Linked DNA regions of Mus musculus: all the other regions are linked to region 1. Evidence: chromatin loops called from intact Hi-C (ENCODE). Cell type or tissue: left cerebral cortex. All regions are shown on one strand. Region 1 has its middle 610 kb from the start of Gm30904. Region 2 has its middle 330 kb from the start of 5031426D15Rik. Region 3 has its middle 500 kb from the start of Gm30904. Region 4 has its middle 470 kb from the start of 5031426D15Rik. Region 5 has its middle 690 kb from the start of 5031426D15Rik. Region 6 has its middle 320 kb from the start of Gm30904.

Evidence for each region. Hi-C counts contacts between places; a loop is a spot of excess contacts. Peaks named below come from ENCODE experiments on the same cell type or tissue, not always from the same donor. Only the 100,000 strongest peaks of a DNase experiment are listed, where the experiment ranks them.
Region 2: a loop joins it to region 1, with 4 times the contacts of the local background. A loop is called at or near these places in 2 of 42 quality-filtered maps.
Region 3: it touches region 1 in a loop (13-fold over the local background); 2 of 42 quality-filtered maps call a loop at or near these places.
Region 4: it touches region 1 in a loop (4-fold over the local background); 3 of 42 quality-filtered maps call a loop at or near these places.
Region 5: it touches region 1 in a loop (2.7-fold over the local background); 2 of 42 quality-filtered maps call a loop at or near these places.
Region 6: a loop joins it to region 1, with 4 times the contacts of the local background. A loop is called at or near these places in 5 of 42 quality-filtered maps.

Annotation. Positions count from the first base shown.
Region 1 is chr2:7,731,101-7,735,100 of GRCm38, forward strand. No RefSeq gene overlaps it. Among named protein-coding and RNA genes, the nearest start is that of Gm30904, 610 kb to the right of the region's middle. In left cerebral cortex, no CTCF peak of the experiment used is centred here; DNase peaks (open chromatin) are centred at 2,296 and 3,409; H3K27ac peaks cover 3,289 bases.
Region 2 is chr2:7,253,706-7,257,705 of GRCm38, forward strand. It overlaps a transcript of Celf2 not described here. Among named protein-coding and RNA genes, the nearest start is that of 5031426D15Rik, 330 kb to the left of the region's middle. In left cerebral cortex, no CTCF peak of the experiment used is centred here; DNase peaks (open chromatin) are centred at 1,906 and 2,509; H3K27ac peaks cover 3,391 bases.
Region 3 is chr2:7,843,715-7,847,714 of GRCm38, forward strand. No RefSeq gene overlaps it. Among named protein-coding and RNA genes, the nearest start is that of Gm30904, 500 kb to the right of the region's middle. In left cerebral cortex, no CTCF peak of the experiment used is centred here; DNase peaks (open chromatin) are centred at 1,561, 2,076, 3,356 and 3,949; H3K27ac peaks cover 2,425 bases.
Region 4 is chr2:7,392,578-7,396,577 of GRCm38, forward strand. It overlaps a transcript of Celf2 not described here. Among named protein-coding and RNA genes, the nearest start is that of 5031426D15Rik, 470 kb to the left of the region's middle. In left cerebral cortex, no CTCF peak of the experiment used is centred here; DNase peaks (open chromatin) are centred at 121, 1,201, 1,828, 2,556 and 1 more place; H3K4me3 peaks cover 4,000 bases; H3K27ac peaks cover 4,000 bases.
Region 5 is chr2:7,617,959-7,621,958 of GRCm38, forward strand. No RefSeq gene overlaps it. Among named protein-coding and RNA genes, the nearest start is that of 5031426D15Rik, 690 kb to the left of the region's middle. In left cerebral cortex, no CTCF peak of the experiment used is centred here; DNase peaks (open chromatin) are centred at 532, 1,712 and 2,203; H3K27ac peaks cover 2,690 bases.
Region 6 is chr2:8,025,071-8,029,070 of GRCm38, forward strand. No RefSeq gene overlaps it. Among named protein-coding and RNA genes, the nearest start is that of Gm30904, 320 kb to the right of the region's middle. In left cerebral cortex, no CTCF peak of the experiment used is centred here; DNase peaks (open chromatin) are centred at 1,764, 2,299, 2,708 and 2,857; H3K27ac peaks cover 3,593 bases.

The DNA.
Region 1 (4,000 bases):
TCAATGGCAGTGAAATTTGGACAGACATCAGAGACTGCATTCCATCATTCATAATGTCAAAGGGACTTGGCAAAGTTGTATGATGAGATGTCAGAACTGGCAAGGATTTCTGTTTCATAATTTCAGCCTTGTGTGGGGGCAAGGAATGTTAAACACCAACACAAGGTCAGGACTATTACAAATGGAGATTGCTATCTCCTAAGTAATATGTGTAAATGTAAGCTTTCTATTGTGCTATTTTTGTGTTAGTAGTATTTACACATTTGTGTGTGCATGCACACATATACATGTTGGGGGTGAGTACATACATCTAAGTATGAACATAAAGACTGTGGAGTCTGGCAGTCAATGCTGGATCCCTTCTTAAATCTCGATCAACCATAATTTTTGAGACAGGATCTTTCACTGAAACTAAGTTTATAAATCTGGTTCAGTTAGCAGGCCAGGGATCTGCAGTGGTCCCCCTTTCCTACTTCCCTCCCTAACACTTGCACTGCAGACCTCTCCTGCTGGGCTCAGTTTTTGTTTTGCCTTTTTTTTTTTCAATGTGGGTGTTTGGGACCTGAACAACAGGTCTCATGATAAGGAGAGATTCACTTTGTTCATTGAGTCATCATCTCCACCCTAGTCTGTCCATTTAAATGCAGTATGTGAAGAATTCTCTTTTTTAGTAACCCCTGCAAAATTCCCGGTATCTCAAAATCCCTTAAAACTTACCTTTTGAGGTGTTTTGGTAATTTTTGATCCCTTCAGAGATATTTAGGGATGTCTTCAATTCCTTAAAGTTGATGATGAACATCTCTAGCACTGCCCAGTACACGTCCATCACATGCACATGGAGTGGAGGCATGCAGTGTTCACCTGGTCAACAACAAATTGCCATCAATTGGTATATGATGAAACAGTCATTTGCTCAGTGGGATCTCCACATCACATAGAATGTGTAGACTGATTGCCCAGACAGTAGTACTTGCAAAATAATCCATGGCATTGAGAGCCAGACTTGGAATCAACATGGGTTTTTACATTTCCAAAGTGTCTCACAATCATGTCTCACATTCAGATACAGGTAGAGTGTGGGAGCGCTATTCCATGCTGAGTATTTTGTGAGGATGAATGCAAGCCAATCATAATAGACATCAGAGTTCAGGAGGTCTTGCATCCCAGCTCTGTCATTGTCTCTGATTCTACCGTGGTCTCTATCTACTCCAGACCTGGATCTTGATTCATTAATTAATTCCAAAAATATCAATTAAACCATGATATACACATGTTGCATTTGAGATAGAAAAGACTCCATGGTAGAAATGAAACCAGTTGGTCATAGATGAGGTCTTACCTATAGATGAGACTTGAAGTACATTCTGGGTGGGATGGAGAGATAATACACATTGTAGCATGTGAATAAATTAATTTTTGATACTTGCCACTTTCCATTACTTTTGTATTCATAGATGTATATACTTGTGTCCGTGTGTATATTAGTTCAGATATACAGAGTATGGATGGAGACCAGAGGTAAATATGAGATTTCACCCTTAGGACACCAGTGACCTCCTTTGAGGCAGATTCTGTGATTGGTCTGCGAATATTGAAAAAGAAATAAAAAGAAAAGGACATGAAATCTCCTCGGTTTGGTGGACGAGGTTTATTGTAGATAACAAAGAGGGTAGAGCCAGATATGGGGCATCTGGGAAAGTCCAGAGTAGACATAACAGTGAGCCATGTAAAGCGATGGAGGAGGAACAGAGAGAGGAGAGAGAGGGGAACCAAAAGAGGTCAGGTAATCAAAATGTCTGGATTATATAGGGAAGAACAGCTGAGCGATTGGCAGTCCAACCCCTGGGCTGGAGAGTTAGGGTAGAGGGTGAGGTATGCTAGCCATACTCTGTAACAGGTAGGTACTGAGGGATGCTGGGAGAACCTGGCAGCCAGGCCTATTTTCATATGTTAAATAGTCACTTGAGCCATTTGCCCAAGGGTGAGGGTTTGAGACTTACAGTCTGGGGCTCACTAGGGTAAAATGGCTGGCCAGTGGGGCTCCGGCTCATACAGTTAAATCACATTGCATTCATTTTCTCTCTGTGTGTCTCAGTAAACTTCAGATCCATATCAAAACAGCTCCTTCTGTCTTTGGAGAATCATGCATGCCAGGCTCTGGTCCCACTTTGCTCTTTTTTCCCCCTCCCCATAGGCTGCTGTGTCTCATTTTGTAAGTCTCACTACCTCTGAAATCCCTCTGTCGTACAGGATAGCCTCAAATTCCAAGATCCATCTGTCTCTGCCAACCAAATGCTAGTAACAAAATTGTGCACAACCATAGCAGGCCCTTCTTTAATTTTAAAACATCATTTAACACCTAACTCTATGACTCCTACTTTTAAAAACGGAACAATAGAATTAAGGTTCATGAGTTTATTTTTAGCAAAGAAGAGATGCACAGACAAAGGAGACAAAAACACAAATGTGGGAATGTTTCCTTCAGGGCCAGCAAGACAGTCTATTCCATGGGGAAAGGCACTTTCTGCCAAACATGAGTTCCTATGGTCAATCACAAGGACCCACATGGTAGAAGGAGAGAAAAAGATTCCTCATATTTTTGTTCTGACCACATGAGCTCTGTGGTGGTACAAGCGCATCTCTCTCTCTCTCTCTCTCACACACACACACACACACACACACACACACGCACACACACATACACTTGCATGCACATGCACACACACTTTAAAAAAAAAATTCCTGCTTGGTATTCTCACAAGTAAAATTCTGACTTTCTTTTTATCCGATGGGCATGTTTGGAGTAATTAGAACATCTGCTCCCTGAAACTTTCACTATCAACTTCATAATAAGGCAATTTTTTTCAGTCTAGTAGCTGATGGGTGAAAAGAGCAATACTTTCATAACATAACGACGAGTACACTCTCCTTTCCTAATAAAACAGAGCACAAGCCATGCTATGAAAAACAGGACATGGGAAGGACACTGGTCCTCAACCAAAAACTCTAGGAAGATGCCACAAGGTAGCCTTTCCAAATGAGAAGCTCTGGCTCTCAGATGAGGTTTTTCAGAAGAGAATTCCAGGGTCTTGACTTTTCCCTGCCTCTACAGTGTAGTTCTGTACGATGCAGTTTAATACAGCACCAACTTCCTATGAACGGATCAGAAGCAGTTTTGAAAGTCAAATGTGCCAGGGGAGTGCTTCCTGTGCAGGGTGACAGCCATTATCCGCCCTCCTGCCTCCTCTTTAAGGCTTTCAGATACAGCAGCAATTCCATAAAGTCTTTCTATTCATCTCTGGCACGTCTATCTCTTGTCTCATTATAATTTCACTTATTTCTATAAAAGAAACTTGACAGCTACAGAACATTTGAGGGAAGAGAGGAAGGCGGGTGGTATGCGGGGGAGGAAAGAAGCAGGCAGCGAGAGGGGGGGAAGCAATCTGCACGTGGCTGTAAGTCCTCAGAGAACCCCTTTGGGTGACACCTTCAGAAAGGACTGCATAACAGCCATATGGCAGCATGGTCCCTTGGCATTATTTGCAGTTGCCTAGAGGCTTCTGGGTAAATGGGATAAAGTCCCTGCCACTAGCATAACAAAGGGGAAGCTCCCCCCACCCACCCCCACCCCAGCAACAGTATACACAGCTTCCTACAGTTATCCTGAGCAGGGATTCTGGCACCTGTAACTCCATCTGTGTACATTAAAAGTTATATGTGCGTATTTGAAGCGGCAAGTTCTTGCTAAGTTGTGCATCCATTTCTTTCCTAATTCTAAAAAGAAAAATTTTAAATGAAGCAAAGGAGGCTGTCAGCTCTAAGTCTTTGCTCCCATCATACTTACATGCTAATCCCCAGCGTGATGCTTTCTGGAGATAGGCTCTTGGGAGTTAAAAAGGTCATGAAGCTAGAGTCCTCTTGAGGGGAATTGCTACCCTGGTAAAAGGCAAAATAAAAACTTTGCTATTTATGCTCAGAGCACAAAAGAAACAAGAAGCAT
Region 2 (4,000 bases), 480 kb before region 1:
TAAAGGCATGTGTTTCAGCTCATGTATAAGAGTAAAAGATCAATTTGCAAGCATCATTTCTGTCTTCCTGTCATGTGAGTCCAAGGACTGAATTAAGTCACGAAGACACTTGGCAGCATGGTAGCATGTGTCTTTACCTTTGGGTTCACTTGTCCTGTCTTCTTTCCCATAATATTGACTACATATTAGATCAAGAGACTAGATGTTCTTGGAGTCATGTGTAATTTTACTAATGTCAAATTGAATAAAGAATCCCATGCCCCCTCTCTCCCTACTCATGATGGATTGTCCAGTTTGCCATCGACAAACAGATTTCCTAAGTTAATTATACAACAGAAAGGTGAAAAACATATTTCATATATCTATATCATATATATCTCTATCTCTATCTATCTATTTATCTATCTATCTATCTATCTATCTATCTATCTATCTATCTATCTATCTATCTATCTATCTATCCATCTAGTGGTGTGTGTGTGTGTATGAGAGAGAGAGAGAGAGGGAGAGAGAGAGAAAGAGACTGAGTGTGTAGATATAATTAGCAGGTCTCATGTGTCTTTGGACTCACTTATTAATCTATAACTAAACCAAGAAATCGAGTTAGACAAGGGCAGAGATGACATTGACTTGCAGGGAATGAGCTTTTCAATCAAGCTGGAGTTTTAGGAATGCTAGTGGTAAATCAAAATGGTCTTAGTTATGTTTTGTTAGGGCGTATTACAACTGTACTTTCGTGTGACTTTGGGGTCAGAAAGACATCACTGAAGCAACATGGTGCCACTTCTGTAGCTTAATGTCGAGATAAATTAATCTGAGATGCCATCTCATAACTTATAAGTGAGGAACCTGAATGGGATGAGGCAGCGGTATGCAGTCTCCTCGAAGTAACTTTAGTGGAGGAAGTAAGGGTAGGAAACGCTGGTTTGGGTGTGTTCTCTTGATATGTGCAACTTGAGGTCAGTTCTGCTAGACATCTGCTGACGGATGCTCTAATCAGTGTTGTTGTGTCAAAATGAGATGCAGAGTTGTGGTTGCTTTTATGAGTCTGGCAATGTCTCTGCATGCCATCACAGTTAGCCTCTCATTTCTAGAGGATCTCAGAGAACAAAAAGAATAAGTAACAAACCTGAGCTGGCCCACTAGAGGTGATGTCTCCAACTTTCCTCTTTTCAACTCACACCATAGCTAGATCATGGAAGCATGTCTGAAGACCCTATTCCAACCTGACTGCTCTGTCTCTACTTGGCTAGAAAGGAAAGGAAAAGCAATTATGTCTTAAGGTCCCTTTTGGTCATCTGACTTCCAGACATCGTAGAACGCTGATTTGTGAAAATGTCTATTTCAGACTCAGTCATCACTACCCAACTCTCGTTTCTCAACTGCCCTCTTAACCACAAAACATGGTCTGAGGCAGAGCCACTAACACGTTTACTTTATGCCTTCCATATTACAAGTGTGACTATTTTTAATGACCTTTAAGAATCTATTATTGGATCTTTCACATCCTACAGAAAGAGCTTTCATTAGCATGAAAGAATAGTTTTCTGTAAATTAAGTAGAATTGCATCAAACAAAAATGACTTTCTTCAAATTTCCAACAAGAAGCCTGTCTAAAGATAAATTTAAGATTTTTTTAAACAAAAGTTCTTTTGCATTAGCAAAAACAACTTGAAGGCATTATCATTTTAAATGAACCATCAAAAAGTGTGACTTCTAAAACAGAATACCACCGTCAAATTGTAATTTATATAAACTTTCCAAAGCCACTCACAGAATGAAGTGATGTTCACATGTATTTTACATTTTAGAATGAAAACTTGAGGAGGAGGGAAGTTGGCATTATTTTAAAGAAATGTTAAGGAGTAGAGGACGTGAAGATCTGTGCTTCTGTAGGAAGAACATTTTCAGCTTTGAAAGCACACACAGCTTATAGATTCAGGACTAATGAGGGATGCTTATAGATACAGGTCTAACGAGAGATGCTGCACATTGTACACACTCTATCAAGCTAGTAGCATATTTGTATTGATAGCTCTTGTTTAACTAACTGGAGAATAACAAGGCTCATTGTGTTATTTCCTTTTGTAGTTTTGATCAAATTGTCAAAGGGTGGTTCAGGCTGAACTAGTTATCTTAATTGATACAATGCACAGCAAAATACATTGATCCATAGGAATGGGTTCCAGATCAATTGTCCTTTTGAAAATAATATTTACATTTAGAAGGGGCCCTGGATACTCACTGATCCCAAAGGTTAAAGCTAATTTTCCTTTAACCATAGTGATTAATGCATCTTTGGTATCCTGAGTGGTTTTGAATCAATACAGAATATCTTAAGGGATTCATTTATTGCTTCTCAAAGCCCACCTTTGAGTCTAGGAGGTGCAGAAGATGGTGAAGCCATTATTTTCACACACTGACAGATGGGAACAACTGAGTCACAAGCCAGTTGGGTGATTTGGCTAAAACCAAAGAATCAGATATGATGGCTACAGTCTCAGAATAGTGTTCTCAACTCCTACCTCCCATCTGTTCCTTACAAGAGACTGAAAGCCAGTTTTCTGCTACTCTGCAAGACACATCTATTTATTCCATTAAAATGGTTCAAGCTGGTCCCAGAAAAGTTTGCCTTGTCTATCTCAGCCCCACACTTCTAGTTCATACCATATCTGGAAAGGGGAGTGTGTGGACAATGATACACGGCATCTTTATTCTTTTTTTTGTTTGTTTGTTTTTTGGTTTTTTTTAGAGACAGGGTTTCTCTGTATAGCCCTGGCTGTCCTGGAATTCACTTTGTAGACCAGGCTGGCCTCGAACTCAGAAATCCACCTGCCTCTGCCTCCTGAGTGCTGGGATTAAAGGCTTGCGCCACCACACCTGGATGGGATCTTTATTCTTGATGAAGGAAACAGTCCTTAGCTGTTTTCCGTGGGTATGGAAATGGGTACTCTGCATCAATCCTTTTTTCATTCTAGCCTTCTACCCTATTTTGGTGATAGATGCTATTTTATAGCATCCTGGTTTGACACTCAAGGCACAAATTGAAAAGGACAGAGCAGATGTCAGCAAAGCACAGTATTCACTGAATTGTAAAGAAAATTACCGGGTTCTAGATTTGATTGTGACTAACAGAGTCTATGTGATATTTAGATTGTAATTTTCTTCTCTGGACTTAGCTCTGTGACCTGAAAAGTAAGTACCTATAGTAGATTAGTGAGGCTGCCCTGACAGGAAGATGGCAGAGGAATGCTACAAGAATGGTTTATCAACCAGAAGGGAAGAACTCAGTCCCTTACAGAGAGTACATCTGTAAGAAGAATGCTGTGCATCCTGGCTGGTTTAGACCAGTACCCCTGTCGTCATAGGTCACATTTCATGCAATCCTCATTTCCAGATGAGTTAACATTTAGAACATTAAGTGTGTTGATTTAAGGGGTCACTTGGCTACCTCTGCTATATTTTCCAAAAAAATCTCAAGGGATTTTAATGATAGGTTTTTCTAGTTAGATTTTGTTCTTGTTAAGACTCTTTGCTCTTTTTTCAAGGAATTAGGGACAAGCGAGGGAGACCTGTGACAAGGTAGAAGCTCTGGGACTTTCCTTAAATCTTACCCTGGGGCTATAGAGATGGCTCAGTGGTTAAGAGAACTTTCTGTTCTTCCAAAGGACCAGAGTTCTAGTCCCATTGTCCCTGCTGGGCAACTCACAATCTCTTGTAACTCCAGTTTCAGAAGACATGGTCTCCATACAGATATCACACACACACATACACACACACACACACACACACACACACACACACACACACACACACACACAGAGAGAGAGAGAGAGAGAGAGAGAGAGAGAGAGAGAGAGAATAATCTTTTAAAAATAGTCACACCATTTACTTAGTCCTAGTGTGAAGCTAGATGGGCTTACCCAAGAAGTACTCATTAAGTTGAGGAGAGACTAGGAGAGCTGGAAATTCATTGATTATTGATTGATTATTGAATGTA
Region 3 (4,000 bases), 110 kb after region 1:
GGCTGACCTGGATCATTTGGCTCTCTCCTTTTTTTGGGATCTTGATCTTTACAGTTATTTGTTGTTCATGAATTTGAAGAAGGGACTTATTCAAGTTCTCCAAGTTGTCTTTGTCTAGACAACTTTTCATTCCAATATCTACTGAGGAGGAGATTTGGGGAAGGCTCTTGTGTATGCTGCACAAGTTGACTCGGTGTTGGAGATTTGGAGGTAGATAGTCTGGTTTCCTCTTAAGTAGATGATTGGGCTTGGGATGAGAGTCTGAAGAGTGGACCTATCTAATGAGAAGGGTCTAACGATTGGAAGGTAGTAGCAATAGGTCATAGGTCTAGAAGTTATTTCTAGAAGGATATTTACACAATCAGAGATGGCCTGCAGCCTGGATGCACAGGGCTGAACTGGCACCGAGATGATCATTGAGCCTGAGAATGAAGGGATTGGCCAGGCAGTGAGGAGGCATGATACAGGTTGCTTGCCTGACTCTGGTCTCCATAGCATGAAGGACAGCTGGTCCATACTGATTATTCTAAGGCATTTGCATCGAAACTTGATCTGTCATGCTGGTCAAATGTTATAGCAGGCCTGGGGCTTGAGCCAACTGGAGTTTGGGATTATGGGCACTGACTTCGAACCAGCTACTGGGGCATTTTCCCATCTACTAAAACGTAATGAACTATAAAAAGATATACAGGAAACTTAAATATGTGTCATTAAGTGAAGTATATCCATCTAAAAAAACCCTACATGCTACATGATTCAATCTCTTAGCATTTTGGAAACGAAATGGAAAGATTCAAGCTGTCAAAAGATTGGTGGTTTCCAGAGAGTAGGGCAGTGTGGAATAAGTAGAACATTGGAGAACTGGAAGACAGCAGGATTCTTCTACATGGTAAATACTTATAATTGTATACTTGTGGAAGTGCACAGAACACTAGCAGTGGTCCCTAATGGAACTCTGACCTTTGCATAGTAATGATGTGTCAGCATGTAGCTTTATTGCTTGTAACAATGTGCCTGCTAGTGTTACACAGCTGTAGAGAATTAGTCTATACAAGGTATGGGAGGAAACTCCATACTTCCTCTTAGTGTAAGAACCTAATTATTTTTGCCATTCATGATTCTTACTTCAATAAAAATAAGTTATTTGTAACAGTTTCTAATTGCAAATTTGTCTGATAAAGTTTATAAAAAATAAATTATTTGGGAAAATATCACTTTAAATTAAATTAACCTTAACACATAGCAGGTTGATTTCTTTTGTTATGACTATTCTGTGTTTAAACTGTCACTCAGCAGATTTGAAAGGCTGGGAACAGTAAGACATGAAGAAAGAAAGTTCAGCTTCTCTGAGTAATAAAAAAAAAGCATCCATATTTAAATCACTGCCATTATTAACATTTTGAAGGTTACTTAGCAAGTTTATAAAAAATGTCTTCTGCTTAAAATTTTAATTGTAAATTCTCAACTTGGTTTTCATTTATCTAAGAGCTTTTATGTGAGATGATAGACTATAAATGTTATGCTAAATCGACCCCTCCATGCACTAGATCTGGTAGCTCAGTGGGAGAACCTGTGCTTAGCATGCTGCAAGCATTGGATCCAATCTCCAATGTTCTAAGTAAAACACTGAATGAAGACTTTACGTATTCACATACTGCTTTATGCTCTAGTTTTTCCAGACAGTCCTATATAAGATATGTTTTTTATTAAAGAAAAGGAATTAAATAAAGTTATGAACAAATGATTTCCAGGAACCAATATTTCTATTTCTAGACACCTACAGGATTAAATAATGGAAAGCTTCGCAATAAAATTACAATACAAATTCTGTCTTAAAATTTCCATGTGAATGTTAACCTTTAGAGTTTATTATATACATACTGCACAGATTATATTTAGAGATATGTAGGAGGTACTTGGTATATGTGGGAGGGTTTAGAGAAAGTAAAGGAGAAAATGAAATTATATTAGAATCTCAAAAACCAAAAAGAGGTTATTCTAACAGCATTTCCCAGAGACAGTAGAGCTGATGTACATATGACCACACAGAGGCTGTTACAGCAGGCACAAGACCTGCACAAGCTCAAATCAGATAAAATCCCAGTATGGAAGATAGATAGAAACAAATTCCCGTTCATATCTAGCAAGCTATTTGCAATTGATACCTGCTGGGAAATAGAAAATCAATTTTCTCCATTGAAGCATCACTTGTCACGCCAATCACACTCTACAGCAGGTCTCAAACCCAGGAACAGTTGGCCCACACATAACAGACTCCATTTTGAGATGCTCTATCTGTTTTGTTTTGCTTGTTTGCTTTGAATATGTGCCTTTTGTTTTTGTTTTTTAGGTTGTCTGAGAGTAGGGGTTGGAGGAGTAAGAGACAGAACATGAAACTGGGTGGGTAGAGAGATGGGAACATCCAGGGCGTGTTAGGACAGAGGAAAGACTGATCACAATATACCGTATGTAAGAAGAGTATATTCAGTTTGTGGCAGATAGCTTTAAAGTATTTATAGCCACATGCTACTTAACTCATGATAATATATGCAATATATGTCTAAATAGCTATTGTTCAGTGGTCAGCCCTGAAAACACACATACCAGGAACATTATACAGACTGAGCAGTTCATATTTAGAAATATGTATGTTTACACATACATGCGCATAATAGCAACTAATGAGAAAAGAGACCATAAACTTGAAAGAGAAAATGCAGGGGTTTATAAGTGGGTATGGAGGGAGAAAAGGGAAGGGAGAAATTATATATTATAATGTCAAAAATAAAAGAAAAAATTGAAAATATTTAACAAAGAAAATCTTATGCAGGTGCTTCATTAATGTTTGTTTTCTTCTATTATCCAGGTTTTATGAGAAAATAACTCATAATCATGTATTTAAAAGACAGAAAAATGCATTCCAAGAAAAAAGATAACTTTTAGAAAGGAATACTTGAAAACTCACTGCTTGAGCAAACACGTGCTACTTTCATATGTCTACACTGAAAAGGGATACTCCCCATTATCTATCATCTGCTGAGAAGTTACCTGCACTGCTGATCATGGAGACAGATGTGTTTTACAATAATTTTCTATACCAAAATCTCCTTCTTGCTTTACTGTGCTGGCAGACACAAGCCAATGGCTGGAAAGGTAAAAGTGTTTACTCCGTTAGGAGAGAGGGGAAAGTTAGATATCAGTCTGAAGGTACTTGAAAGCCCAAGAGACAGCGTTTTGAAGGCTGAGTCCAAGTATGAAAAAAAGTCCCTGTGTAGAGGAGTCTAAAAGAAAGTGGAAATGCCAGAACTTGGCAGAAAGGTAAGAAAGCAAAACATAAAGTCTCAGATACTGCAGAGGAGTTGGCCCCAATTTCCTCTCAAATTGCTGAATTGTATCGTGTCTGTAGCTCTGGGTGACGCACTTACTGAGTGTTAAGGGAAGAGCTAATGAAGTTACGGGAACACTGGCAATTATTTTTGAAAAGTCTTCTAGGATTGGGAAGGCAATAAGTTGTAGAGGTGCAATTTTATTTTAAGGCTCCATATTTTTTTCTGATATTCAGAAAGCACTGGAGCATACCCCATGTACTCACTGACCAGGTAATCCAACTACAAACAAAATGTCTCCCTTCATATTGGCCTGAAGGTAAAAAAAATAATTCTGACAGTCAGCAATCAAAATCAGTAGAGAACTAGGGACTGGGGCATTTGTGTGCAAGCTAAGAATCAAGTAGTACTAGGACAGGCGAAAGGGAATGTGGGCTATTGTGAAGAGGGTATTGAACTCTTAGAATAAAGATAATCAACTGCTTTGAAATGATTGAGGGGTTTCCTATTCACATTTGCCTAGAGAGGAATATTGCTTCATGACTAAAAGACTGGTAAGATATTCAAGACAAATCAAACATAATAAGCTAGGCAGATGGCTCAGTCAGTAAACTGCTAACCATGTAAGCAGAGAAACCAGCACTTTTAGAACAACTAAAAAGGTAGCTATGGTG
Region 4 (4,000 bases), 340 kb before region 1:
CTATGCAAGAGCCGTTCCAGCAGTGTTCAGGACTGCTTGTGTCTTGACACTCAGTCTTTTGTTGTGATATTTCCCCAGAATATCCTGTGGGATATTCCAGTGTCAGCATGGAAGGATCTAAACCAAGAGATAGGTGCCAGCCTGCACCAATGCAGTGCAGAAGTGACTATCAGGATCTATAATTGACTCACTCACAGCTCTCCTTATTTGGACCATTGACACAAAAAATCTACCATACCTGCTTTTTTCTTTTCACAGGAGTTACTCATTTGCATCATGGATAAAGTAAACCAACTACACTATTTGAATGGAATAATTCCTTCTCTCTTTTTAAAGTTGAGGAGACAGACTCAGGAAATTAAACAATAAAACCAATGGGAGGAGTAGAGATGAGGTTTCACGTTTCCTTACATTTTTATCTATGTCTCTTATCTCTTTTCTTGTTTCTCTTTTATACCCAGTAAACACAGGTTTGAAGTCAACCTGTATTGACAATTTAAATACAAATATACATACGAAAGAGAGAGAGAGAGAATGGAAATACATGCACATAGAAAAATAACCCAAGCAAATATGGGAAGTGAGGTGAGAACCCTAATTTCCTTATCACTTGACACAATACTAAGTTAATCGAGGCTAATCAATTGAATTATCTTTACTAGTTTCCTAGGTAAACTTACAATACATCAGAATTATTTTGACAATCAAGGTGCAGCTTTTTAATTTTTTGACCCCCGTCCTGCCTCCCAGATTTGAACATACTGCTTGTTTGGTTGATACTATGTCCATCCTTAACAATAAATCCTGCAAACATCTCATCCTATCTGTAAGACATAATTCTTATGGCTTTCGTACGGGCTTTATATTTTCACTCTGGCATGTTGATAATTTCGTCTGTATGTTGGTGTGAAAAGTCACAATGTGCATTCTCTTCATCCGATATTTTCTACTTCAACACCTGTGCAATTATAAGGTGTAAAGTATTCCCACATGCCGCAAGGGCTAATGATACATGCAGGGATACTGTGTAAGAGCTTCAACTCGGAAACTGTCATGTCACAGCCCTTCAGCAGGGAGAGCATAAAAGACCCTCTAACAGCTATGTTTAGGGATCGGAAATTGGGGCCACTGATGGTTCCTTATGTGCTGGAAAAGTGGGTAGGGCAAATGTGACTTCAGTGTTGTTCAATGTTTTATTAATGAGGGAGGCATCCTTCAGTTGCCAAAGTCTACAGAATCATCAGTTGGTTACTAGTTCAGGGACAAAGTCGCACAGTGAAAGCCCTGGTTTTACATGGTGTTCAGTAAGAGAGGAAGGCAGCTTTCACACAGAAGACCTTTGCGTGCTCCAAATCTTGTTAAGGGGAGAGGCTCAGCTTATCTAATCCTATTCTTATTTTGTGCCAGAAATAAAATTCTGGAGAGCTCTACTGATCTTCATTTTCATTTGTTCATTCAATTAGAAGTTTGTGAAAAAGAAGACCCTGACTTTGAACATTTGAACATTTAAGGAGAATTTACCTTTTTCATAATTAAGGAACACAGATCACTGATTCTATGCAGTCACTATGGAGTTGGTTACTTGTTACTGGGCAACACATTATTCCAATTCTTACTGAAACATTGCTAACAGACAGTTACTGGTGTGGAGCAGATTTTTAAAAAATGAACTATTAAATCCACAGCGTTTTCTCCCGTTGTAAAGAGGCAGACATTATTTTAGCAGTTGACATTTCCTAATGTTCTGAAGTCTTTTAGACATTTCAAGTGGTTCTGGGGGCATTGGTGAAGACCCAAGGGCGGCAAAGTTCAGCGCTGTTAAATGTAGAGATGACACAATTAGACAGAATGGCTTCAGAGAACAGTGGACGCACTGTCCCACTCTCTCTAAGATGCAAAGGTAACAACCTTCAAACAGCCACAGGAGACATAGTCTTTAGCAGAGGCCTTGGTAGACAGCTGTTAACTACTGCTTCTGAAAACTTCCCATTCTATTTCTGCTAATCCATTTTCTTCTTAAAACTAAGTAAAATCTATCATAGCTTATAAGCACAGAAGAGGATAGCAAATTATATTCCTCGATGTTTTTATATGTATTTAAGAGCAAGTTTTAAAGTCCTCACTTCTAAGTTTCTTGACCCAGATCTAAGCCAGCCTCAGAAAGTCTAAGCATTTCCATGTGCCTTCCTTCCTGTTTCTGACACTCAAATCTGCATAAGATCAAAACTTCCTACATTGAGATGTACTTTTAAATGACATGCATAGTGTTTGATAGTAATGACAATGGTGATAATATTTCCAGTTTTTTTTCTCTACAGTATTAGCCTACAATCTAAAGTGTACAGACGACAGGTACTAATTAGCAGAAGCAAACTGCACATGCACCTAAAGAAGGGATGTGCTATGGTCTACGGAGAGCTAACCTTGAACTCTCATCTACAGCGAACAGTCAGCACACAGGAACATCGTAAGAAGCCCGTTCTAGACGCGGGAGAGAAGCCTGCCTCTGGACATTTACACTGTGTTTCATTTTCTCCCCTGTCCCTGAGTAACAGGTACTGGCACTCCCCAAGCAGTTCCAGTCAGAGTGTGGAGAAATACTTGTTGAGTTTAATTGGATTGAATTAAAAATTGTCCTTTCAAAGAAGCAAGTTGGCATCTCAAGTTTAAGGTCTCCAAACGATAGAGGCTCTCCTCCACGACTGTCTAATGAACCCCTAACTAGTCACAGATAAAGAGGGATTAAAATCACTCTACAGAGCACTCGCTCCAGTCTTTCATTATCTGGACTACAGAAGTCTGTGATAATTATACTGTTCCATAAACAAAAGAAGTTTAATCCTTGTATTTCCTGTTTAAGAAGTAAACATCAAAACGTTATGATGGGGACCGGTCCTATTAGAATACATGATAACACCTGTCAGGCAGCAACTTTGAGGAAGTCAAGACTTCTGAGAGGACACTGAAACTCCAACCCCAAACAACCAAACAGCTCCTTGACAGAGCGGAGCAATCTCAGTCTTGCTGCAGCTGGGCATCGAATAGTCAGTTTGCAGAGAGAAGCATCATCAGGGTGCATAGGGATGCCGTTATTCCTTGTTATAAGCATGGCGCGGAGGTCATACATCAGGCAATTATACCTTTTCATTACAGGCTAACCCCTCACAGCAGGGAAGCCACGCTTATGACAGCATTAGAGAGACAAAGCCTTCAGCTTTTTTTTTTAAAGGAAAATCCAAAAAAAGAAAAAAAAGATTAAAAATTAAATTCATTTTCTTACCAGCACGTTGCAGCACCAACTCGCTCACGGGAATGTTGCTTTTACAGGTTTCTCTTTTAATTATCCTGGAAGCAGGGAGACAAGGGAGGGGGGAGGTAGAGAAGAAGAAGCAGGGTGGTTAAATTAGCGTGCTGGAATCTTTTCAGTTTGTCGCAGAGAGTAGAAAAATTAAAAAAAAAAAAAGGGAAAAAAAAAAAACTCAGTAATTTAAATTTGCTCTCAGTTCAGGCTGCACCGCTGGGTACCGCCCCTTCTTCCCGCTGGGTTCCATTACCTGCAAGGCTGGGACTGACCGCCACTGTTCAAACACAAAAAGGCAGCCAGCATGCTGGGACCATTCTGTCTGCTGTTTGGGTCTCACTTGTCCTCTCAAGTGAGCATCACCACCACCACCACCGGGAAGGTGTTCTGCAGCTCCTTTCCGGGCACTCCCATGCCATTCCTTACCATGGAGCTGAGCACACAGAGTTGGGGCTTTGCTTACAGTATGCTTTGCTTTCTTACCCCACTTTATAACGTTATTTATTGCAACTATATCTTTACTAATATTTTTTTATCTTGTGCCATCTTTTGTATTCCTTGCTGTCCCCTCTTCCCCTCTCTAAAACACTGTCTCCCATCTTTTCCTTTACAGCACAAACATGAGCACATTACTAAACACAGCAGAAGACATGTCAAAATTATAAGCGCTCCCATTCCTTCTTGGACTTTTTGACTTTC
Region 5 (4,000 bases), 110 kb before region 1:
CCTACCCGATGTTTTTTCTCTTAAAAACAAAACAAAACAAAAACTAAACTAAGAAAAAAAGCACATACATGTAAACTCAAAAACAAAACAAACAAACTGAAACCCAGAGTCCATTCTTTGTTTTTCTTTCTGTACTTTTAATTTATCTCTAGGATTTCTTTTGGACCCTTGACTGAAGCTGCTTTTTAAAAGTTTCATTCATATCACTCTTTCCTTTTGGTTCTAATTTCTTCTTGTCTAATTCCATATGCTTCTAGGTTTAAGCCATAATCTTAGGTAGAACAGTCATATATTTTTAGCCCTATCTAACTACCTAGAAAAGTTCTCATTTATGTTTCTATATGTCAGAAAACATGAAATTCAAATGAAACTATTTTGATAGAATCATAATAAGGGCTACTTTGATATAGGATCCAACTTCCTGAAGCAAAGGGAAAGCCACATGTCCTTACCATCTCCCATGTGACTCTAATCCCTAAATCCATTCCTTGTTTGGGAGCATATTTTTATTTTTAATTTTTATCTCTGGGTCCATCTGAAGCCTCTCCATATGTCACATGCTTAAATATAGGTGGGTGTTCTCATTATATTCTTATATTTTAAACTCCATATCAAGGGACCTTAGAAAGGGCCATGTTTCACTCTGTATTGTTCAGAGCTATCTCTGCTTGCATATTTTTGCAATCTATTTTTCAACAGTGAGAAACTATTTAACAGTTTATAAGTATATTGTTCACTTCTATGTTTTTTAGCTGATTCCCCCAAAATGTTTTTTTCTATCCTTGGTATTCGAATTACATGAAAATTTATAGCTTATGGTATTCTCAAATACAAGTCAAAATTAAATGATTCTTTTCAATCCATTATGGGATATTGTTTTACAAATATACCCACTGCATATTTATAGTAGCTATTCTTCTTAAAAATGTGAATGAGCAATTTCCATACATTTCAAAGAAAAAAGAATATATACTTTTAGTGTCATATTATAGTCATATTCCCAAGATGAAATAAGAAGGTATTTAAAAATGTCTAATCACTGTCTACAACTAACAGGATATCTTTGTTGTGATAACAGCGAATCTGGTGAGTTTAGACTCATATTTTACTTTTAAGTACTTACTCAAGAGATTGTAATCATGTGTATTTTTTTAAAAATGTGTTTACCCTCTCAACTTGCTAGTAAATTTCTCTTTCACACCGTGGTGCATCTGTAAGCATCTGAAGTGTTTCTCCCAGTTGCATCTAGTTTTAAATTAAAAGTGCCTAGATGAATGGGAATTTATTGCAATCTAATACACTTCCTTTCCACTTTTTTATGATGTCATGATGTTTCTGAGATCTTTATGGCCATTAATTACTTGTGTTTTTATGATATTGCAATAATCTAGAAGGGAAAGAACATATTTTTCTCTGTACTTAAGCAGAATCAAAGAGCAGGAAAAGCAGTTTCAGTAAATTGTTAATATCTTTCCTGAGACAGGGTATATCAGCATCCCACTTTGACCTAAATGATAGGACTGTGCTCCACACAGTAACCACACCACCATATTTCTTTTTTTTTAAATTTTAAATATCCATATTGAATTAGTAGTTATACAGAACTTAACCAATATTTTTAAAGACAAAAATTAACCAAGCTAAAAGGCTGTTAAAATCATGGCATCCCAGAGTTGTAGGAGGATCATCTTCCACAGATGGTATATGTTACAAAACAGGTTTCTCTTGATTTGGTACAAAAGCAAGTAGCTTTGTTTCTCTAAGCACTGGTGATTTAAAAATATTCTAAAGGTAAATATTTAAGTGAGGTTATTCCTGCAGCTCTGGAGACTTGTTTATAATATTTTAAAACTTGAAAATTCCCTTGTAATGACCTTACGTTGACTTAGTATGAATTTACATTTCTCAAGAAAACTGAGTAGTGGATTCATCATTTGCTGTTGCTGAGATTATGCCTATTCCTGTGTGCTTAGGCAGACTGGACGTTCAGTAATAAAGTAAACCACTTAAAGCAGAAAGGTCAATAGAGCAAGCCAGTAGGGACGGCCAACTAAATGTCAGTACTCTGGGAATGAAAAAGAAGCACAGTCCCCTCTAGATCCTTCTACTGCAAAAGCTGGCCCACGATGTGAAACCCTCCCAGACAGTGGCAAGAAGCCCAGAAATCGGAAGCACCTGACTCCTTCAAGCCAAGAATCTCTGGATGAGAAAGCTGGGTAAGCACTGGGAAAAGCGCCTCGTTCTAACAGCACAGATGGCCACAGCCATGGCTGCCAAATGGCTCACTGGGTCTGACAAAGGAGACAGGTGATCAAATAGACAAAGGCTGAAATGACCGCTCTAAATAGTACTGGAGAATGTGACAGGACCCGGGATAGAGGCAAAAACTGACAATTCATGGAATTGATTGTTGTCTACCTGACTGCTTGTCCCTTGGACATCTGTCTTCCCCCGCTCTTGGATGTCTTAGGCTTCTCAAGTAGAGATCAGGTGCTTGCACAGATGATATGCTGGGTTCCTGCTGGGTGGGGAGTAAATCACTGGGTTCTGTCAGTTACTGCATCTCAATGATCAATAGGACTGTGAGAAAGTCACCATTTCACTGGTGTGAAAGAGTTCCCTGCCTCAAACAGTGAGTCAGTTTCACAAATATAAATGGATGCCATTCAAGATCTATAAACAAGTTGAAACACTGGAGGAGATACTGAAGATATAGATGACAGTTTATAATAGGCCAACCCTATCAAATAATTAATATAAATCACAGTTCTTTTCCTTTTAGTTAGACTCTTCTGGAACAAAGTTATCTTTTTGCCAATTATTATTGTTTTGGATTCACCTTTTACATGTGCATGCACATTGTATACATTTATATGTTTAAGTTCATAGCCATATGAGTATGCATGCCAATGTAGTCAACCTTGATTGTCTTTCCTAAGGCCTATTATGAACTTTTTAATTTAAAATTATATACATATACATTTACACGGCCCATAAGTATTCAGGCATGGATAAGGCAAGGACTCAGGGGATCCTACACTTCATGACTATACTATTAGCTAGCAACACCTTCATGGAGTAGAGAAATCATTGCCTTAAGTCCTGTACCAACTGATGACCCTACCACAGTCCAATGGAATCTTCCAATATAGTGGTCATGCAGATGTCCCGGGTAGTTATGTGTGTATGCATGCATGCACATCTATGTATAAGAACACAGACATGAGATTGTCATGGCACACTTCAGAGGGAGGACAACTTTGAGTGTTGGTCGTCCCCTTCTGTCTTGTTCAAGAGGAAGCTTTTGTCCACCACCGTGTACAACAGTGTCAGTGATTCACAAACCTCTAGAGATTCTGTCTTCACGTCCCATCTTCCTGTGGGAGCACAGAGATCACAGATGTCCACCATCACACTCAGATGCTCCCTGGTTTCTGAGGGCTTAAGCTTAGCTCTTCACATTGGTGTGGCATGTGCCTTACATACCAAGCCATCTCCCTGCCCAATTTATTTATTAACATGAGCATTCTCATTTTTTAACATGGTCTGGAGCCTCCTGAGGAAGGCTTGCCTCTCTGGCCAGCAGTCTCTATCCAACTCTTTGTATGGGACTTCTGAGAATCAAAGTCAGTCAGGGCCTTTTATTTTCACAGCAAGCACTTAACTAAGTAGATTTTTCCCCCTCCAGCCATTCATATAAAAAGCTTTTTCTAGTTTTTATTTATTTATTTTTAAACTTTTTTTCTTTTGTTTTTTGGGGAGGAGGTTGCAAGAGTTGAGAGCAGATATGGAGAGACAGAGGTGAGACATATTGGCATATATGACATGAAAGGCACAAGGAGTCAATGCAAAGGAAAAAAATAAAATATAAAGCAAAACACACTTCATCCAATACTTGATCTATTTCCATATATAAAGTCTGGACTCGTTAGAAACAGGGATACAAAGTTATCTTCCCATTTATTGGATAATTCATGTAGTGATGAGGAAGATTCATATA
Region 6 (4,000 bases), 290 kb after region 1:
CTTTTGTCTTTAGCTACATATGTAGCAGAAGATGGCCTAGTCGGCCATCATTGGGAAGAGAGGCCCCTTGGCCTTGCAAACTTTATATGCCCCAGTACAGGGGAACTCCAGGGCCAAGAAGTGGGAGTGGGTAGGGGAGCAGGGCGGGAGGAGGGTATAAGGAACTTTCAGGATAGCATTTGAAATGTAAATAAAGAAAATATCTAATAAAAAAAATGTAGATGTAGAACTCTCACCTTCTCCTGTCCCATACCTGCCTGGATGCTGCCATGTTCCTGCCTTGATGATAATAGACTGAATCTCTGAACCTGTAAGCCGGCCCAATTAAATGTTGTCGTTTTAAGAGTTGCCTTGGTCATAGTGTCTGTTCAGTAAAACCCTAAGTAATTCAGACATAAATTGCTGAAAGAAGAATGGTAAGAAGTCTAGGAGGCTTCAGAGATCATGGCCAGAGGCGAAAGCATTTTGTCCAGTTCTAAATGGTGTCAGTACACATCAGTAGAATAAATGTGCTTAAATAACAGACTGAATGAAGTACCTATAGTGGGCTCAATATAAAAAAAGGACCACCCCCTAAAAATGGGGAAGCAGAATCTTGTTTGCCAAGCTTGGATAATGTCACTAAAGGAAGACAGGTGTGCATGAGTTAGAAGTGAGACTCAAGGAAGAGAATAGATTTGTGGGCCAAGGACAGCATTAGAGTTTTAGGTTTCTTTCCATTCCCACCATTCCCTTTAATCATATTAACACATGTCTCATATGACACATGGTGACAGTGAAGTTATAAGAGACTGAGTCTGTGTTAGCTCAGGTACTATTACCAACCTGAGCAGCATAATCAGGATTTGGAGCCATTGTTGCTGGATTTCAAAATTCTTAACATTTTAGGAAAATGGTTAAATAAATTATGCATATTTTCTACTTAGAGAATTAGTAAAAATTCCCTATGACCTTAGGATAGGGTATATTATCAGCATTAAATATGAACATTTTGAATTATAAAAATGTATTACAATATGATGTAAATTATGCAAATTATTATCATTATGGACACCTTTTCAGTGTGATTACCATTGTGGAAAAGTAAGATTTTTCCTAACTTTCAGGTTGGTTTCAGATTGCAATGACAAGTTCAAGCTGCATTGATTGGTAAATAGAAATACTGAGGTTAGTAACATATGTTGTCAAAAAATGATGACATTTTTATTTTCACCAGAAATTTTGTGCGAAATCTGTGGTATTAATGTGCTACGTAATAGCCTGTTAGTGTTTTCATGTTTAAAGTACCTGATATCAATGTCTTCTGAGCATTCATTTGGTGGTGAACTTTGAAATAAAAATAAAATCTGAAAATAGGATCGAACACATAAAACAGAACAATGCTACTATAGCAATGGCCTCAGTATAACAGTACAGTCTGCCAAACTTATGAGACACTCTGAAATACAGAGACAACTTTGGGGAAATTGGCATTATTTGAATGAGTAAAGCTTCTGTTTACAAAAATCTTCCTATGCCGAGGCAAAGATAATGAAAATTATATAGGGCCAAAGCTCATGAATTATAGCATCATAGAACTGTGGTCGTCAAAGTTCCAGGTGCTCCCACACTCTTAAATACTGAGGCAGGTTGTAAACTTGGTCATGAGGATTATGGAGACGACACGGTGGATAGAGGTTTCGCCATGCAGGAAGACTGAGCTTCGGAACTCTAGAACCCACTTAACAGCTATGTAGTTGTGGTGGCTACCTATAATTTCACTGAAGAAGCAAAGACAGAAGATGTCTGGTTACCTAGGCAACCGGGTTCCGGATGAGATTGTGCCTGAGTATAAAGTGGAGCACGATCCAAGAAGATGCCTAGTATTAACGTCAGCCTCCACAGGTATGTGCACACGTGAGCAAATATGAGTACACACACACACACACACACATGCACATACACACATGCACACACACACATGCATATACAGAACACATGAAAAACTACATGAATGAAAAGGTCTTGTGTTAACTGTTTTTACATGACCATAGTTTTTCCAGTCCCTGTTGTCTTATAATAAAATCCCCAGACAGGAGGAAGGATGTTATAAATATTGTGGATACTTCTAACTAAGCAGTGAAAAGAAGGCAGCACTGTTAGAGGTAGAATGCTGAATACTGGCCACGCCTCCGAGACTTCATCTGCATACAGAACCCCCATCATCAGTGTTCTGAACAATCATGGATGCGCTAAGAAATTCCCACGACCTAGCCCTGTTTTCCAGAGCCCTTTGCAGTATCCTAACTTTAGCATTGGAAGCAGCTTTTCTTCTGTCTCTTCTTGCTATTGGAGGGATAGACAGGCGTGTTGGTATAGATGTCATCCCTTGCATTCTGGGGAAATAGAACAGCTAATTAATAATCCAAATTAGCATAATCCCCGGTTTCTGCTCCTAACAGTCAGCAGGGATAGGTTTTGAATTTAGAGAAGAATTCAAAGAATTTTGACACTGTACAGCAGTGACCCTACAGTCATTAATCAAGATGCTCAGGTTTTACTGACATGGGTACATGACAAAGTTATACATGGCTTACCACTGGCTGCCTAGCAATTGCAATTTTATCTGAAACTGAAAAAAATGCCTTTAATTAACCATGTTGTAGCACTGTCTGCATCTTAGCACTTGGAGTGTGTGCTGACAAGGAACTGGGCAGCTTACCAGTATAGAAAAAGTCCATAATGTAACAGATAAAAGGGTTAGGAAATAACATAATAAACTTCTGAGCCAACAAGCAGGAGGACTGAGTTATGTGAGAACTCACATGTGTAATGCAGTGCATTTGAAATCTAGTACTGGGGAGGCAGAGACACATAGATCCCTGGTACTTGGTATTCAACTCATCTAACCTACTCAGAAAGTTCCAGGCCACTGAGACCATGTTTCAAAAAAGATAATCTCAAGAATACAGAATACACCCAAATCAATCTTTGAGCCTTCATATGTGTGTACCCATCCTATGTGAACATACACATACATGCTCATAGGTACACACAGACACAAAAAGTGACAAAAAAAGACCATTGCTGTGCACTTTATATCTACTGTGAACAGACACCATGACTACCTGTGTGCTGCCATGCTTTCTGCCGTGGTGATAATGGAATGACTCTCTGACACTGTTAAGCCAGCCACAATTAAATGTTTGCCTTTGTAAGAGCTGCCTGGGTCATGGTGTCTGTTCACAGTAATGAAATCCTAACTAAGACACCACCATATCAGACTTTCTATGTGTGTTACTGGGGCCTAAATCTAGAGCTTTCAGTATATGTTGAATGAGCTTCCTCCTCAGTCCTTGGTGTTTGAGGAAACAGGGTCTTATTCTGTAGCCCAGACAAGCACCCAACTTGTCATCTTCCTGTCTTCCTCCTGAGTGTAGGATTATAGCTATGTACCTCTATGCTTGCAACAACTTCTACATCTGATTATATATATAATTTTAAAATATGTTATATATATTTATATTATATATTTAAAATTTAAAATATATAGAAAATTCAGATGTGTGTATGTGTGTTTATGTGTATGAATCTATGTGAATTTATGCTTTATGTATGCAGTTTGCAGAGGCCAGAAGAGGACATTGGATGCCTGAATTTGTGTTTGTAAGCCACTAACATAGTTGCTAGAAAGTGAACATGGAACCTCTCGAAGGGCAAGAAGTCCTCTTAGCAATTTAACCATATCTCCAGACCCTATTTCCTCCTTTTAACTGTCTTAAGCCTATAGTCACCATTGTGAGGTGCGCAAATTCCATAAATCATTCCTCGTGATGATATTTGGCATTTCATTTTACAAAGAATCAACTGAAAATGCCTGTTTCCCATTAGAACAAGTTCAGAAATAAACACAATGGAAGTTAATTTTATTGGGAGTTTGCTTGATATTTTTCATAAATAAATATCTCTGGGAGCTTGTTCTATTATACAGGTGCTGAAGTCACAGAGAAGCTAAAATATT